Linked DNA regions of Homo sapiens: region 1 is linked to region 2. A link is an interaction called in ENCODE POLR2A ChIA-PET data of the cell type or tissue named here. Cell type or tissue: OCI-LY7. All regions are shown on one strand. Links, peaks and the distances in the headings refer to the core of each region. The heading gives the core; the rest is flanking DNA.

The links. ChIA-PET counts read pairs that join two places held together with the same protein. Peaks named below come from ENCODE experiments on the same cell type or tissue, not always from the same donor. Only the 100,000 strongest peaks of a DNase experiment are listed, where the experiment ranks them.
Region 1: POLR2A ChIA-PET joins it to region 2 with 6 read pairs; 1 of 35 experiments calls an interaction of 5 or more read pairs at or near these places.

The regions. Positions count from the first base shown.
Region 1 is chr2:45,428,779-45,436,723 of GRCh38, reverse strand. All of the region lies in intron 16 of SRBD1 (S1 RNA binding domain 1), which reads left to right. Among named protein-coding and RNA genes, the nearest start is that of LINC01121, 180 kb to the right of the region's middle. In OCI-LY7, for the core only: a CTCF peak has its summit at 4,113; a DNase peak (open chromatin) is centred at 3,143; H3K27ac peaks cover 2,420 bases.
Region 2 is chr2:45,085,840-45,093,784 of GRCh38, reverse strand. No RefSeq gene overlaps it. Among named protein-coding and RNA genes, the nearest start is that of SIX2, 80 kb to the right of the region's middle. In OCI-LY7, for the core only: no CTCF peak of the experiment used is centred there; a DNase peak (open chromatin) is centred at 3,714; H3K4me3 peaks cover 986 bases; H3K27ac peaks cover 2,255 bases.

The sequences.
Region 1 (7,945 bases), core at 1,256-6,255, 340 kb before region 2:
GGATCATGGGGGTGGTTTCCCCTATGCTGTTCTCCTCATAGTGAGTAAATTCTAACAAGATCTGATGGTTTTATAAATGGTAGTTTTTCCTGCACTTAGACACACACTCTCTCTCACCTGCCACCATGTAAGTCATGCCTGCTTCCCCTTCTATCATGATTGTAAGTTTCCTGAGGCCTCCCCAGCCATGTGGAACTGTGAGTCAGTTAAACCTCTTTCCTTCATAAATTACCCAGTCATAGGAAGTTCTTTATAGCGGTGTGAAAATGGACTAATACACCTCACAATCTTATATAACTTTTCTTTTCTTACTGCATTAGGTGGTACTTCCAGTATGATGTTGAGTGGTGGTAAGAAGGGACATCCTTGTCTTGTTTCTGATCTTAGTGGGAAATATTCTGGTTTCTTACCATTAAATGTTATGTTAGCTGTAGGGTTTTTGTAGATGTTTTTAATCACCTTGAGGATGTTTCCCGTTTGTTCTTAGTTTATTGAGAATTTTTATCATGAATGAGTGTTAGTTAGATTTTGTCAAGTGCTTTTTCTGCAGCTAGGACTATGTGATTTTTTTTTTCTTTTTTAGCTTGTTGATGTGATAGATTCCATTAATTGATTTTTTGAATGTTGAACCAGACTTGCATACCTGAGATATATTATATTTGGCTATGGTGTATAATTCTTCTTATAGATTGTTAGACTTGATTTCCTAGCTTTTTTGAGAATTTTTGCATCTGTGTTCATGAGAAATACTGATCTGTCATTTTCTTGTAATGTCTTTGTCTGGTTTTGGAATTAAGGTTATGCTGGTTTCATAGAATTATTTAGGAAGTATTCCCTCCGCTTCTATTTTCTGGAAAAGATTATAGAGAATTGGTATAATTTCTTCCTTAAATGTTTGATAGAATTCATCAGTGAACCCATCTGAGTAAGGATTATTTTTTAAAATTTTGTTAGGGTGGGGGTAGTGTAATCCTTTCTCCAGGACTAGAATAGCTCACTTCTACCCCTTTCTGGGTATCAGCAGAGTATCCGGGGTGTTCAACGAGGTCTCTTCAGTATGATTGGTAGGACGTCCTATGTCTCCCAGCTTTGTGTAATCTCAGGAATCTCTGGGTAGCTGCCAACTCACAGGCAGCTGTTTTTTTTTTTTGTTTTTTTTTTTTCCCCTGGCCTTGTGTTGTCTTGTCTTGGTGCCCTGGGTATGTGCAGCTTAGTATTTAGCTAAATGCTTAAGATGTCACTTATATGAGTAACTGGAATACTGCTCTTCAGAGCTTCATTCTCTCTGATATCATACTCTTAAAACCTTCAGGAATCCCAACCTCCAGTCTGTTTCTCCAGCTCAGTAAGATTACTATGTCCTGCTTGGGTTACCTCCTGGTGCCACAGTCTAGAAAGTGTTCTCAGACAGAAAGCTGGGGCAATTTTGAGGCTTATTCTATGTAGTTTCCCTCTCCCTGGAATCATAGTCCTGCAGCTGTCTAAAATTGGTTGCCATATATTCACTATTCACAATAGCAAAGACTTGGAACCAACCCAGATGTCCATCAGTGATAGACTGGATAAAGAAAATGTGGCACATATACGCCATGGAATACTAAGCATCCATAAAAAAGGATGAGTTCATGTCCTTTGTAGGGACATGGATGAAGCTGGAAACCATCATTCTGAGCAAACCTATCGCAAGGACAGAAAACCAAACACTGCACATGTTCTCAGTCATAGGTGGGAATTGAACGATGAGAACACGTGGACACAGGGCGGGGAACATCACACACCGGGGCCTGTCGTGGGGTGGGGGGAGCGGGGAGGGATAGCATTAGGAGAAATACCTAATGTAAATGACGAGTGAATGGGTGCAGCAAACCAACATGACACATGTATACATGTGTAACAAACCTGCACATTGTGCACATGTGCCCAAGAACTTAAAGTATAATTAAAAAAAAAAAGAAAAAAAATGCAAATAGGCAAGAAAGGCTTGATTCTGGAGCATATCAGATTTCAGATCTTGCTGACATAAACACCTCTGGGCCAAAAGTTTAAGTCAACTGGAGACCCTTGACATTCTAATTGAGAGTTAGCCCTGCAAAGGAGGTGATTGATTAAATTGATTCTAACACATAATTGATTGTATAGGAAATCTGAGAACATTGACCCTTTAAAAATTTATGAAATTATTATCTGTTTTTAGAGGTAGGAGATCCTTGACAGAATAAACTGACTTTATTTCTCTGCAAAAAAAAATTGTTTGCCAAATGTTAAGGTGCACATATGTAAGCCAAGATCCAATGAGGGCTGGGACAGAAAAGCTGCTAAAGATTTGTGAGGTGAATGGAGATTCCAGGGGTTACACAGTGTCTTGGGAACATAAGAATTGAGGCCATCCAGAATGGGGAGACCTCACTGAACAACATGGGCACTCATTTGATACCCGAGAAGGTCCATGACTTGAGTAAGGCTATTGAAGCCCTGGAATGTTGGGTTTTAAAAATTAGTTTACATTTGTCTTGTGCAGAACAAATAAGACAATCATTGTCCCAAGGATCCTTCTGTCAAGTTGGCTTGATAATTGATAATAGGTTCATGCAAATCTGATGCTTAAATACTGAGTTAGCAGTAAAGGAATCTTCAGCGTACCTTCCATATGCTTTATCAGAGGAGGAGGATTTGCAAAGAGAATGTCTTCCTGTTTATTTTTTTCCCTCTTATGACCACTGGCCATGCTTCAATCTGTGTTTCTGGATCTGGAAAAAATCCTTCCAGTGCTGATGCCCTTTGCCATCTTAATCCCAGAGCCTTATAGGCACAATGAATTATTTATTTTACAAGTTTATGCATCTACAAAATAAAAATCTTCTGATGTTTGAAGTATGTATTTTTAAAAGAATGTGCTTATGAAAATATCTTTTTCAAAGTCTTCTTCCAATATTATTTGTTCTATGTACTTGTCTGTGATCAGGAGCTAGAACACATAGGTTTTTAAATAGCTAACTAAAGCATTTCTTTAGTGCTGAACATTGTCTTTAACGGGAGTATATAAAGACCTCTTGTTTACCGGATTTGATTAATTGGAGGAGGAGCTTTCTTAAGCACACACTGTTTTCTCAAATGTTTCCCAGCCTCCTGTCAGTTCTGTCTGTCATGGGTCATTCAGCACACACTCGTTTGGATGACTCTTAAAAACTGTCACATGTCAATCAAAGGAAAGGAGATGCAAAATGAAGAAGTAAACTTGCTTCATTTGAAATTGAATAGACTGTTCCTGTAAAGCTTTTTTTTTCCTGGGTTAAGCTTAAATTTATTTTTTTTAATTTGACAAATAACATTGTATATGTTTGTCACATACAGCATGACGTTTTGAGGTGCACATACATTGTGAAATGATTAACTCTTGCTAATTAACAAATGTATTACCTCACACAGTTATTTTTGTGATGGGTGCACTCAGCATCCACTCTCTTTGTATTTTTAAGGAATTCAGTATATCCTCATTTACCCTAGTGACCGAGCACCTGTAAAGCTTTTTTGCATCTTTGGTTTTCTAGCTACATTTTGTATTTTGGCAGTACTAAGGGGCAGGAAGAGACATGAGTGGATGATGGTCGCTGAGTAAAATAAAGACTTAAGAATATTGCACTAGGAATCCACTTTGGGAAAAACTTCAAGTTTAGTATGGGGAATGTAAAGTGAAATTTTGTTGTTCTAGAAACTGTAGTCCACAGTGTTTCATCTGGAAGGACTTTAAAAAAATAATAGTTGTTAGATACTTTTCGTCCTTCAGGGCAAAATAAAACACAGCAGTTTGAGGAGGTTTTTCAGAAGTTTGTGGTAGAGTAATAAAGTTTTATTTTTTGAGAATTCTGACCTTAGAACAAAAGCTGACTAGCATAAATGATCACTTATATTCCTTTGTAAAAATCTCATAAATTTTAATAAAAATATAATGTCCCAGGATTTCCTTGAATTCGAAAGAGAGACTGTTTAAGTAACTTGCCCCAAAAATTCAGAGTTGGGTAACTTCTATTTAAAAATGGAACAGTCCATTTTTCCTGGCATGAAGTCCTTAGGGATTATTGGCACTGTTAGCCCTCAGGCCCTCTTGCTTCTTGTACCAGTTACTGCCAGTAGAGTGATGTGTCACAACTCAGCTTTCAGCAAATCTAAATGGAGCTTCTTAAAGACATGGAATACATATGATTTTTTCTATACTTTCAACACATAGCCCAACTTGCACAGTGTCTGGTACAAAATAGTTGCTTAGAAATGTTCTTAGAATAGCAAATGAATGCCTCTGCTTTAATGTCAAAGACATTATTATGGAAACAGTATGGGATTTTGTTCAGTATTCCTTCCACCAAATAGATATGATTTTTAGTTTTAGAAAATAGTGTTGGCCAGGCGCAGTGGCTCACACCTGTAATCCCAGCACTTTGGGAGGCTGAGGTGGGCGGATCACCTGAGGTCGGGAGTTCAAGACCAGCCTGACCAATATGGAGAAACCACGTCTGTACTAAAAATACAACATTAGCTGCGCGTGGTGGCACATGCCTGTAATCCCAGCTACTCAGGAGGCTGAGGCGGGAGAACCACTTGAACCTGGGAGGCGGAGGTTGTTGTGAGCCAAGATCGTGCCGTTGCACTCCAGCCTGGGCGACAGGGTGAGACACCATCTCAATAAATAAATAAATAAATAAATAAATAAATAAATAAATAAATACTTTTAACTCTTTAGTACTTTCCTAAGCAAAAAATTGGGGAAGAATGTAAGCAAAGTTTATATTTACAGCTGACCTGACGGCAGCGTTTACAGAAGTTTCTATTACATAAATAGCTGCTAGAAGAGTTTTTAAAACTTCTAAATTCAGTGAGTTAACTTGGACCTTTTTTCTTGTAGGATGTTTTGGTGAAATAACTGGTCTACTGGTTTGTTTTTGTTTTTTTTCTATTATACTTTAAGTTCTGGGATACATGTACAGCACATGCAGGTTTGATACATAGGTATACACGTGCCATAGTGGTTCGCTGCACCCATCAACCCATCATCCACATTAGGTATTTCTCCTAATGCTATCCCTCCCCTAGCCTTCCACCCCCTGACAGGCCCCAGTGTGTGTGATGTTCCCCTCCCTTTGTCCATGTGTTCTCATTGTTCAACTCCCATTTATGAGTGAGAACATGTGGTGTTTGGTTTTCTGTTCCTTTGTTAGTTTGCTGAGAATGATGGCTTCCAGCTTCATATCCCTGCAAAGGACATGAACTCATTCTTTTTTATGGCAGCATAATATTCCATGGTGCCACATTTTCTTTATCCAGTCTATCATTGATGGGCATTTGGGTTGGTTCCAAGTCTTTGCTATTGTGAATAGTGCTGCAATAAACATACGTGTGCATGTGTCTTTATAGTAGTCTCTGAGTATATACCCAGTAATGGGATTGCTGGGTCAAATGGTGTTTCTGGTTCTAGATCCTTGAGGAATCACCACACTGTCTTCCACAATGGTTGAACTAATTTACACTCCCACCAACAGCGTTAAAGTGTTCCAAAAAGTGTTCCAGTTTCTCCACATCCTCTCCAGCATCTGTTGTTTCCTGACTTTTTAATGATCGCCATTCTAACTAGCGTGAGATTGTATCTCATTGTGGTTTTGATTGTGTTTCTCTAATGACCAGTGATGATGAGCTTTTTTTCATGTTTGTTGGCCGCATAAATGTCTTCTTTTGAGAAGTGTCTGTTTATATCCTTCACCCACTTTTTGATGGGGTGGTTTTTTTCTTGTAAATTTGTTTAAGTTCGTTGTAGATTCTGGATATTAGCCCTTTGTCAGATGGATAGATTGCAAAATTTTTCTCCCATTCTATAGGTTGCCTGTTAAGTCTAATGATAGTTTCTTTTCCTGTGCAGAAGCTCTTTAGTTTAGTTAGATCCCATTTGCCAATTTTTGCTTTTGTTGCCATTGCTTTTGGTGTTTTAGTCATGAAGTCTTTGCCCATGCCTATGTCCTGAATGGTATCGCCTAGGTTTTCTTTTAGGGTTGTTATGGTTTTAGGTCTTATGTTTAAGTCTTTAATCCATCTTGAGTTAATTTTTGTATAAGATGTAAGGAAGGGGTCCAGTTTCAGTTTTCTGCATATGGCTAGCCAGTTTTCCCAACACCATTTATTAAATAGGAAATCCTTTCCCCATTGCTTGTTTTTGTCAGATTTGTCAAAGAACAGATGGTTGTAGATGTGTGACGTTATTGCTGAGGGTTCTTTTTTGTTCCATTGGTCTATATATTTGTTTTGGTACCAGTACCATGCTGTTTTGGTTACTATAGTCTTGTAGTATAGTTTGAAGTCAGGTAGCGTGATGCCTCCAGCTTTGTTCTTTTTGCTTAGGATTATTTTGGCCATATGGGCTCTTTTTTGGTTCCATATGAAATTTAAAGTAGTTTTTTTCTAATTTTGTGAAGAAAGTCAGTGGTAGCTTGATGGGGGGGATAGCATTGAATCTATAAATTACTTAGGGCAGTATGGCCATTTTCACAATATTGATTCCTCCTATCCATGAGCATGGAATGTTTTTTTCTGTTTGTTTGTGTCCTGTCTTTTTTCCTTGCGCAGTGGTTTGTAGTTCTCCTTGAAGAGGTCCTTCACATCCCTTGTAAGTTGTATTTCTAGGTATTTTAATCTCTTTGTAGCAATTGTGAATGGGAGTTCACTCATAATTTGGCTCTCTGTCTATTATTGGTGTATAGGAGTGCCTGTGATTTTTGCACATTGATTTTGTGTCCTGAGACTTTGCTGAAGTTGCTTATCAGCTTAAGGAGATTTTGGGCTGAGACGATGGGGTGTTCTAAATATACAGTCATGTCATCTGCAAACAGAGACAATTTGATTTCCTCTCTTCCTATTTGAATACCCTTTATTTCTTTCTCTTGCCTGATTGCCGTGGCCAGAACTTCCAATACTATGTTGAATAGGAGTGGTGAGAGAGGGCATCCTTGTCTTGTGCTGGTTTTCAAAGGGAACGTTTCCAGGTTTTGCCCATTCAGTATGATATTGGCTGTGTGTCATAAACAGCTCTTATTATTTTGAGATACGTTGCATAAATACCTAGTTTATTAAGAGTTTTTAGCATGAAGGGGTGTTGAATTTTATCAAAGGCCTTTTCTGCATCTATTGAGATAATCATGTAGTTTTTGTTATTGGTTCTGTTTATGTGATGGATTACGTTTAGTAATTTGTGTATGTTGAATCAGCCTTGCATCCCAGAGATGAAGCCAACTTGATCTCGGTGGATAAGCTTTTTGATGTACTGTTGGAATCAGTTTGCCAGTATTTTATTCAGGATTTTTGCATCGATGTTCATCAGGAATATTGGCCTGAAATTTTCTTTTTTTGTTGTTTCTGCCAGGTTTTGGTATCAGGATGATGCTGGCCTCATTAAATGAGTTAGGGAGGAGTCCGTCTTTTTCTGTTGTTTGGAATGGTTTCAGAAGGAATGGTACTGCCTCCTCTTTGTACCTCTGGTGGAATTCAACTGCAAATTCTTCAGGTCCTGGGCTTTTTTGGTTGGTAGGCTATTAATTACTAGCTCAATTTCAGAACTTGTTATTGGTCTATTCAGGGATTCGACTTTTTCCTGGTGTAGTCTTGGGTGGGTATATGTGTCCAGCAATTTATCCATTTCTTCTGGATTTTCTAGTTTATTTGCGTAAAGGTGTTTATAGTATTCTCTGATGATAGTTTGTATTTCTGTGGGATCAGTGGTGATATCCCCTTTATCATTTTTTATTATGTCTGTTTGATTCTTCTCTCTGTTCTTCTTTATTAGCAGTCTATTTTGTTAATCTTTTCAGAAAACCAGCTCCTGGATTCTTTTGGAGAGTTTTTTGTATCTGTATCTCCTTCAGTTCTGGTCTGATCTTAAGTTATTTCTTGTCTTCTGCTAGCTTTTGAA
Region 2 (7,945 bases), core at 978-5,977:
CAGTGATGCCCAGATTGCAATTCTTCCGAGGGAAAAGCCTGGGAATAACTCTTATAGTTTCCCTCTTTTTCTCATCTCCCGCCTTGGATCCATAATGGAGTTTCGTCTGCCTCCAAATTTATCTCAAATCTACCCACACTTTTCCATGTTTCCGAGCACCAACCCCAGTTCCAGCCATGTCATCTCAGTGACAGTAGCAGTAACCTCTCTACAGATCTGATTTACCCGCTTGTCTGCTCAAATCTACTATTAAGCAGCTGCCCGGAAGATCTTTAAAAATGTAAAGAAGTTTAAAAAAGAAATCATTTTATTCACCTGCTCAAAGTCATTGAAAGTTTCTGCGTCGCAGTTTGCATGCGCTCTACACATGCCTTCACACATCCTGCAAGGTCCCCCACAACCTGCTGCCTTTGTCCAAGGCTTCTTTCTGGGCTCACTTCACCTACAACTCTCTTCTAGTTCTGAAGCCCTCCATGCCCTCCTCTACCTGGATGGCTCCTCCCAGTACAGTTCACAGAGCTGATTCCTTCTGATCCTCAAAAACCCATCAAGATGTCACCTCCTCAGAAAAACTATCTCTGACCACCCAGTCTAAAGCAGTCATCCACTAGCTCCAATGTTCTCCCTTACACATTCCCCCATTCTTTTTCCTCCTAACACATCATTCTTTCAGCCAACAAGTATTTCCTGAGCATCTACTATGTGTCAGGCATTATTCTAAGTGCAAAGAATACAGCAGTAGACAAAACAAGGCTTACCAGAGCTTGTCATTTTATTTTTATTTATTCCTTTATGCAGTAGGATCAATCACTTAGATATTAATTTTTGCTTTATTCCTGTGGATACAGAAACCCCAGGAAGGAAAATGTGATTTCCCCTCTCCCAATTCTCAAAGCAGCTGAACCTGTGTGGTCTAACCAGTCTAGGCTCTTTGGGAGGGTCATAGCTCCCAGCTATTGGTGAGTTTCTAGGGAAGGGGCTAGCACTGGGCAAGGAAAGGAAGGAGTGGAAGCTGGTGTTTTTAAAAAGAATACTGCACCAGGAAACTGAGTAAACTCCTGGGTGCAGAATTCAGTGGGAGCAGGGATTTCCTCTGAGGGTGCAAAGCAGATGTCTCCATGGTGGGAACCCACCTGGGGGTTGATAGAACAGAGGAGGGCTTTGAGCAAGCGATCTCCAGCCCCCCAGGGAGCAGGTCCCCCAAGGACAACCCCAGAAACTGTGACAGCAGTGGGCTGAGGATGTGAGAGCTGCCTCCAATTTTCTGGCCACAAAAACCCCAGGATTTTGGTACGATCCATGGGAAAGGAAATGACCCCGGCCGCTAATGTGGAATTTGGTGCAGACTTTGGCAAGGGTAGAGCTGAGATCCAGATTTGATGGGATTTAGGGAGAAAATTTCACACCCGAGTGACGTGGAGCAACTCATAACAGTTTCTCTCGTCTACTGGGTGCCTCTTCCTCCGTTCTAGAAGCCAGCTTTGTGCTATGCTATTGTATTCAGGGCCTACTAGAACACATAGCCCCTCGGGACTTGGTATATGTTTGTTAAATGGGTGTTTCTGGAAAATTATACATTAAAATGTTAGTATGACTAACACTGAAGAAGGGGTTACAGGTGATTTTAAAATGAAAGTGTAGGCCAGGCGCAGTGGCTCATGCCTGTAACCCCAGCACTTTGGGAGGCCAGGGCAGCGGATTGCTTGAGCCCAGGAATTTAAGACTAGCCTGGGCAACATGGCAAAACCCCGTCTCTACAAAAAACACAAAAATTAGCCAGGTATGGGGATGCGTGCCTGTAATCCCAGCTACTCAGAAGGCTGGGTGGGAGGATCGCTTGAACCTGGGAGGCGGAGGTTGCAGTGAGCCGAGATCATGCCACTGCACTCCAGTCTGGGTGACAGAGCAGGACTCTGTCCAAAAAAAAAAAAAAAAACGTAAAATAAAATGAAAGTCTAATTCATCATCACTGTTACAAATGCTCCTATCTTTGACTCTAAACTTTTTTTTTTTTTTTTGAGACAGAGTTTCACTCTTGTTGCCCAGGCTGGAGCGCAATGGTGTGATCTCAGCTCACCGCAGCCTCCGCCTCCAAGGTTCAAGAGATTCTTTTGCCTCAGCCTCCTGAGTAGCTGGGATTGCAGGCATGCGCCAACACATCCGGCTAATTTTGTAGACTCTAAACTTCTGTTTCAAGGAATTTCTTCTAAGGCTATCCGAGCATATGTAAGGATATGCATATACAAGGTACTTCTGAAGCCTTTTGGTAATTGCAACAGATTGGGAACAACACAAATAGCTATCAGTAGGGGACTTACTAAATAAATTGCAACAAAATATTATACAGCTGAAAAGAAAACTCTTCATATAATGAAAGAGAATTACCCCAGGATATATTGCTAAATGAAAAAAACAACAGATAGTGTGCGTGATATAATAGGTCAAAGGAAAAAAATAATGGGCAGGAATGTGTGTTTGCTTATGCATCACATACCTCTGGAAGGGTAAAGACACTGATTGCCTCTGGGGAGGGGAACTTTGTGTCTGTGGAGTGGGGCGGAAGGGAGAGTTTTTGCTGATTATCTTTCTGACTTTTTTGAGCTTTTAATCATATTAATATGTTTTCTATTTTTAAAAAATAGTTAAATATCCAAATAAAATCCTTGTTTTCTTTTCTGTTTCTTTTTTTTATTTTCTCATAAGTGAAAAACTACTTGCTTTTCTTAATTTTGAAAAAGGAAAAAGAGGGTGGTGATTCCTCAAGGATCTAGAAGGAGAAGTACCATTTGACCCAGCAATCCTATTACTGGTATATACCCAAAGGATTTTAAATCATTCTACTATAAAGACACATGCACACGTATGTCTATTGCAGCACTATTTACAATAGCAAAGACTTGGCCCAACCCAAATGCCCATCAATGACAGACTGGATAAAGAAAATGTGGCACATATACACTATGGAATACTATGCAGCTATAAAAAAGAAAGAGTTCATGTTTCATGTCCTTTGCAGGGACATGAGTGAAGATGGAAACCATCATTCTCAGCAAACTAACACAGAAACAGAAAACCAAATACCGCGTGTTCTCACTCATAAGTGGGAGTTGAACAATGAGAACACCTGGACACAGGGAGGGAAACATCACATACCAGGGCCTGTCAGGGAGTGGGGTCAAGGGGAGGGAGAGCATTAGGACAAATATCTAATGCACGTGGGGCTTAAAACCCGGAGGATGGGTTGATAGGTGCAGCAAACCACCATGGCACGTGTATACCTATGTAACAAACCTGCATGTTCTGCAAATGTATCCCAGAACTTAAAGTAAAATAAAATTTTAAAAAAGGAAAAAGAGGTAACAAGGGAACCCCATTGATAGAAAGTAAGGTCTAATTGAAAAGGACAAGAAATCTACACCATTTTTGGCCTGGAAATGTGTTTTGAGGTGCCCCTTTGTATTAAGGATGTTAAGCCAAATGTAGCTGAGCCTTTTCATCAATGAAACTAGTAATATAATAACATGGGAGGGTGTATTTTCTTAAAACATATCCTGTGGATTCCTCTAAATAGAAGTGATTTTAAAATTCCGTTACATTGCAGTCTTCTCTTTAGACCTTATTGTCATCAACATCTGCTTTTTAAAAGAAAACAGCTCCTACCCAAGGAATACCGCTGAGCTCTGTCAAAGCTACTTACAGGAACCAAAACTGTCTAAGTCTGGGGCCTGAACGTATGCACGTGTGCAGCTGTGGGGCTGATGCAGAACCGAATGAAGAGCTGGGTACAGAGCACATGGGAAATAAAATCAGTGTTGGCAGCGGGTGGGAAACCAGGCGCTTTAAAAGCTCAGGGTTTTAAGCTGTCTTTAGTTTCCTAGCCTAACAAATGAACACCCTAGATGAGATAAGAACCCAAACATCCTCGAAATGTATCTCCCTGTACTTTTATTATGCCACCTGCCCTCGTGGGGCTTCCAGAATTCAGAGGCACATCATGATGGTCTCCACTGTTTGGGAGCTGTACACTGCAGATGTCCTCACTGGATAATCAACAGGTAAGACCTTCTTTAATTAAGTCCCCGCCACACAGTGTTTTTGAGCTGGAAGGGCTATCTCCAGCTTTTCTATTTCCCAAATAAAGAAGCCAAGTCCTAAGGAGTATAAGTAGTTTGTCTAAGATCACCCAACAAGGTAACGGCGAGACTTGAGCTCTTGATACAGCACTCCTTCTATTGTTTGTTGCTGTTGTAGTTATTGTAGCATGGATGCATCTGTAAGAAGCAGATCAGGGTTGGGGACTCCTTTCAAATGCTGGTGGCTGGTGGCACTGCTAATTTGCTGGGAGACGGTAGACAAGTTCCTTACACTTGCTGAGTCTCAGTTTCCTTGTCCCAAAACTAAAATAAAACAAGAACAATCTCACGGTTTGATGAAATGGCCTGGAAAAGATAAGATTTGGAGTAAATACAAGTATCCCATCCCTACTTTTGGTCTCTTCGCAGATGGACTCTGTTTCTTTATTTGCAAAATGGAGAAAATGGAGATGGCCCTACGGTCCCCTCCAGCTCAGACATGCTGTGAAAGGCCTTTGTATACAGAAGGTGCAGGAAAATGTTTATTAATTTTAATTGATTGCAGTACTATTTACCCACATTGACTTCCAGGCATTTTGTTAGCTCAGAGAATAGAGTTGCTTCCAGTTTTACCCCTAAGCTTTCGTTGGGACTTCGCGGCTGTCAGCTGTGCATTTTTCCTTCCCTGCTGCTCTGGGGTGTGGGCCTGGATTCAACTCATGGACTGGGAGCAGTCAAGGGTTTTCATTTGCCACAGGAAGATCATGGGCAAGTGAGCAGAACCCTGTCTCACATGAAGGACCATAGGTATTTTTAATTCAGGGCTTGAGCATATAGATGGCAACCAGGGAAGAATACCCTTTCTCCCTCCTTCCCGGTCCTCCTCCCCAGCCCACCAGCTTTGCTGGTTAGTCCGTAGCTATGAACCAGGAAGGGGGGGAGCACCAGAAGCCCATCAATCACTACTACACTCTGGCCCCTTGGCTCTCTGGCCTGTTCCCATCCATCTGGTACTTGTCTTAAAGGCAAGAGTAAAGTCCTGAATACCCCCGGTTCCTTTCTCCCTAAGGAGAGGCCAAAACAGTAAGCTGAGAGAAGAGAAGGGACGTAGAAAAAGATACACTGAGAGGCAAATGATTTAAAGCCCACCAACCATTTCAGAAATGACTAAGCCTGTGATGAACAGCTGGATTCTACTTCCCAGGCTTATACTGAGGAATAAGTGAAATTAAATAAGGCAGTATATGTAAAATACCTGGAACAGTGCCTGGAATATGGCATAAGCTCAATAAAGGGCAACTGTTATTGTTATTGAAGTCCTGGATTTAAAGCCAGAGACTTAAAGCTGGAAGAATGTGGTGAGAAATTTTAAAAGCCACGCACATACATCAGAAAAACTAAAATATAAAATAGTGACAACACCACATGTGGGCACGGATGCAAATCACTCATCCATTGTGGGTAGGATTATAAAATGGTACAGCCATTCTGGAAAAGTTTGATAATTTCTTATAAAACTAAACATGCAATTACCATATAAGCCAGCGACTGTACCCTTGGGTGTTTATCCCAGGAAAATGAAGTGTTTTATGTTTACACAAAAACCTCTACATAAATGTTCATAACAACTTTATTCCTAAGAGCCAACAACTGGAAGAACCCCAGATATCCTTCGATGAGTGAACGGTTAAAAAAACTGTGGTATATCTGTATCATGAAAAACTACGAAGCAATAAAAAGGAGCAAACTATTGATACATGCAACAATCTAGATGAATCTCAAGGGGATTATGCTGATTTTTAAAAATCAAATTCCAGGAGGTATCATATACTGTATGATATGATTCCATTTACATAAGATTCTTGAAAAGACAAAAGTACAGAGAATTAGGACACATTGCCAAAGTTCCAAGGTTACCAAAGGTTAGGGACGGGGTAGGGGTGGCGTGGAGGCAGTAGCCAGGGGGGAAGGTGGATGTGGTTACAAAAGGCCAGGAAAAGGGATCCTTGTGATGATGGAACTGTTCTCTCTTGACTGTGGTGATGGATACTACAGCCTCTGTAGGTGATAGAACTGTGTAGAACTTAATACACACATGGAAAACTGGTAAAACCTGAATGAGTTTAGTGGGTTATATCAACATTAATTTCCTGGTTGTGCTATTATTATACATAGTTTTGCACCCAGTTAGGGAAACCTGGGTAAAGGGTATTATTTCATAAAACTGCATGTGAATCTATAATTATCTCAAAATAAAATGTTTAATTAAAAAACAAAACTGTAAAGAATTGTGCGTGCGTGTGAAATACTATTTCTTTTTTTGTTTGTTCGTTTCTTCTTTTTTTTTTTTTTTTATTTTACTTTAAGTACTGGGATTCATGTGCAGAATGTGCAGGTTTGTTACATAGGTATACATGTGGCCTGGTGGTTTGCTGCACCTATCAACCCATCATCTAGGTATTAAACCCTGCATGCATTAGGTATTTGTCCTAATGCTCTCCCTCCCCTTGCCGCCTAACCCCCAACTGGCCCTGGTGTGTGATGTTCCCCTCCCTGTGTGCCTGTGTTCTCATTGTTCAACTCCCACTTATGAGTGAGAACACACGGTGTTTGGTTTTCTGGTCATGTGTTAGTTTGCTGAGAATTATGGTTTCAGCTTCATCCATGTCCCTGCAAAGGGCATGATCTCATTCCTTTTTATGGCTGCATAGTATTCCACGGTGTATATGTACCATATTTTCTTTATCCAGTCTATCATTGATGGGCATTTGGGTTAGGTCCAAGTCTTTGCTATTGTAAATAGTGCTGCAGTAATCATACGTGTGCATGTGTCTTTATAGTAGCATGATTTATAATCCTTTGGGTATATACCCAGTAATAGGATTACTGGGTCAAATGGTATTTCTGGTTCTAGATCCTTGGGGAATCACCACACTGTCTTCCACAATGATTGAACTAATTTACACTCCCACCAACAGTGTAAAAGTGTTCCTGTTTCTCCACATCCTCACCTGCATCTGTTGTTTCCTGACTTTTTAATGATCACTGTTCTAACTGGCGTGAGATGGTATCTCATTGTAGTTTTGATTTGCATGTGAAATGCTATTTCTATAGTAAGAATTCTAGAAGCACATTTACAGTTGCTTAAATACCAGATAATTGATTATTGCACTGCTTGTAATAGCAAAAGACTGGGAGAAACTTAAACATGTCTATCAATAGGGAACCAGTTAAATATAGTACAACCATGAAATGGAATGCTATGTAAATTTTAAATAAAATGAAAAAGCGTGGCTCATGCCTGTAATCCCAACACTTTGGGAGACCGAGGCGGGCGGATCACAAGGTCAGGAGATTGAGACCATGCTGGCTAACACGGTGAAACCCCGCCTCTACTAAAAACACAAAAAATTAGCCGGGCGTGGTGGCGGGCGCCTGTAGTCCCAGCTACTCGGGAGGCTGAGGCAGGAGAATGGCGTAAACCTGGGAGGCGGAGCCTGCAGTGAGCCGAGATTGCACCACTGCACTCCAGCCTGGGTGACAGAGGGAAACTCCGTCTCCAAAAAAATAAATAAATACATAAGTAAGTAAATAAAATGAAAAATCTCTTTATGTACTAATATAGAAAGAGTCCAAGGATATATTGTGGGTGGTGGGGGTAAAAAGCAAAATGAAGAACAATGGATACGGAATAATAAAATTCGTATGTTTTAAAAATTACTTGGATTTATATATATTTTTAAATTTCTAGAAGTATATACAAGAAACTAATAACAGTGGCTACCTGTTTTGTTCTGTTGTTTTTGAGGGGAGGGGCACAAATTAAAAAATTAAATGAAGAGAGGTTAAGGTTGGAGGGGGGTGGTGAAGAG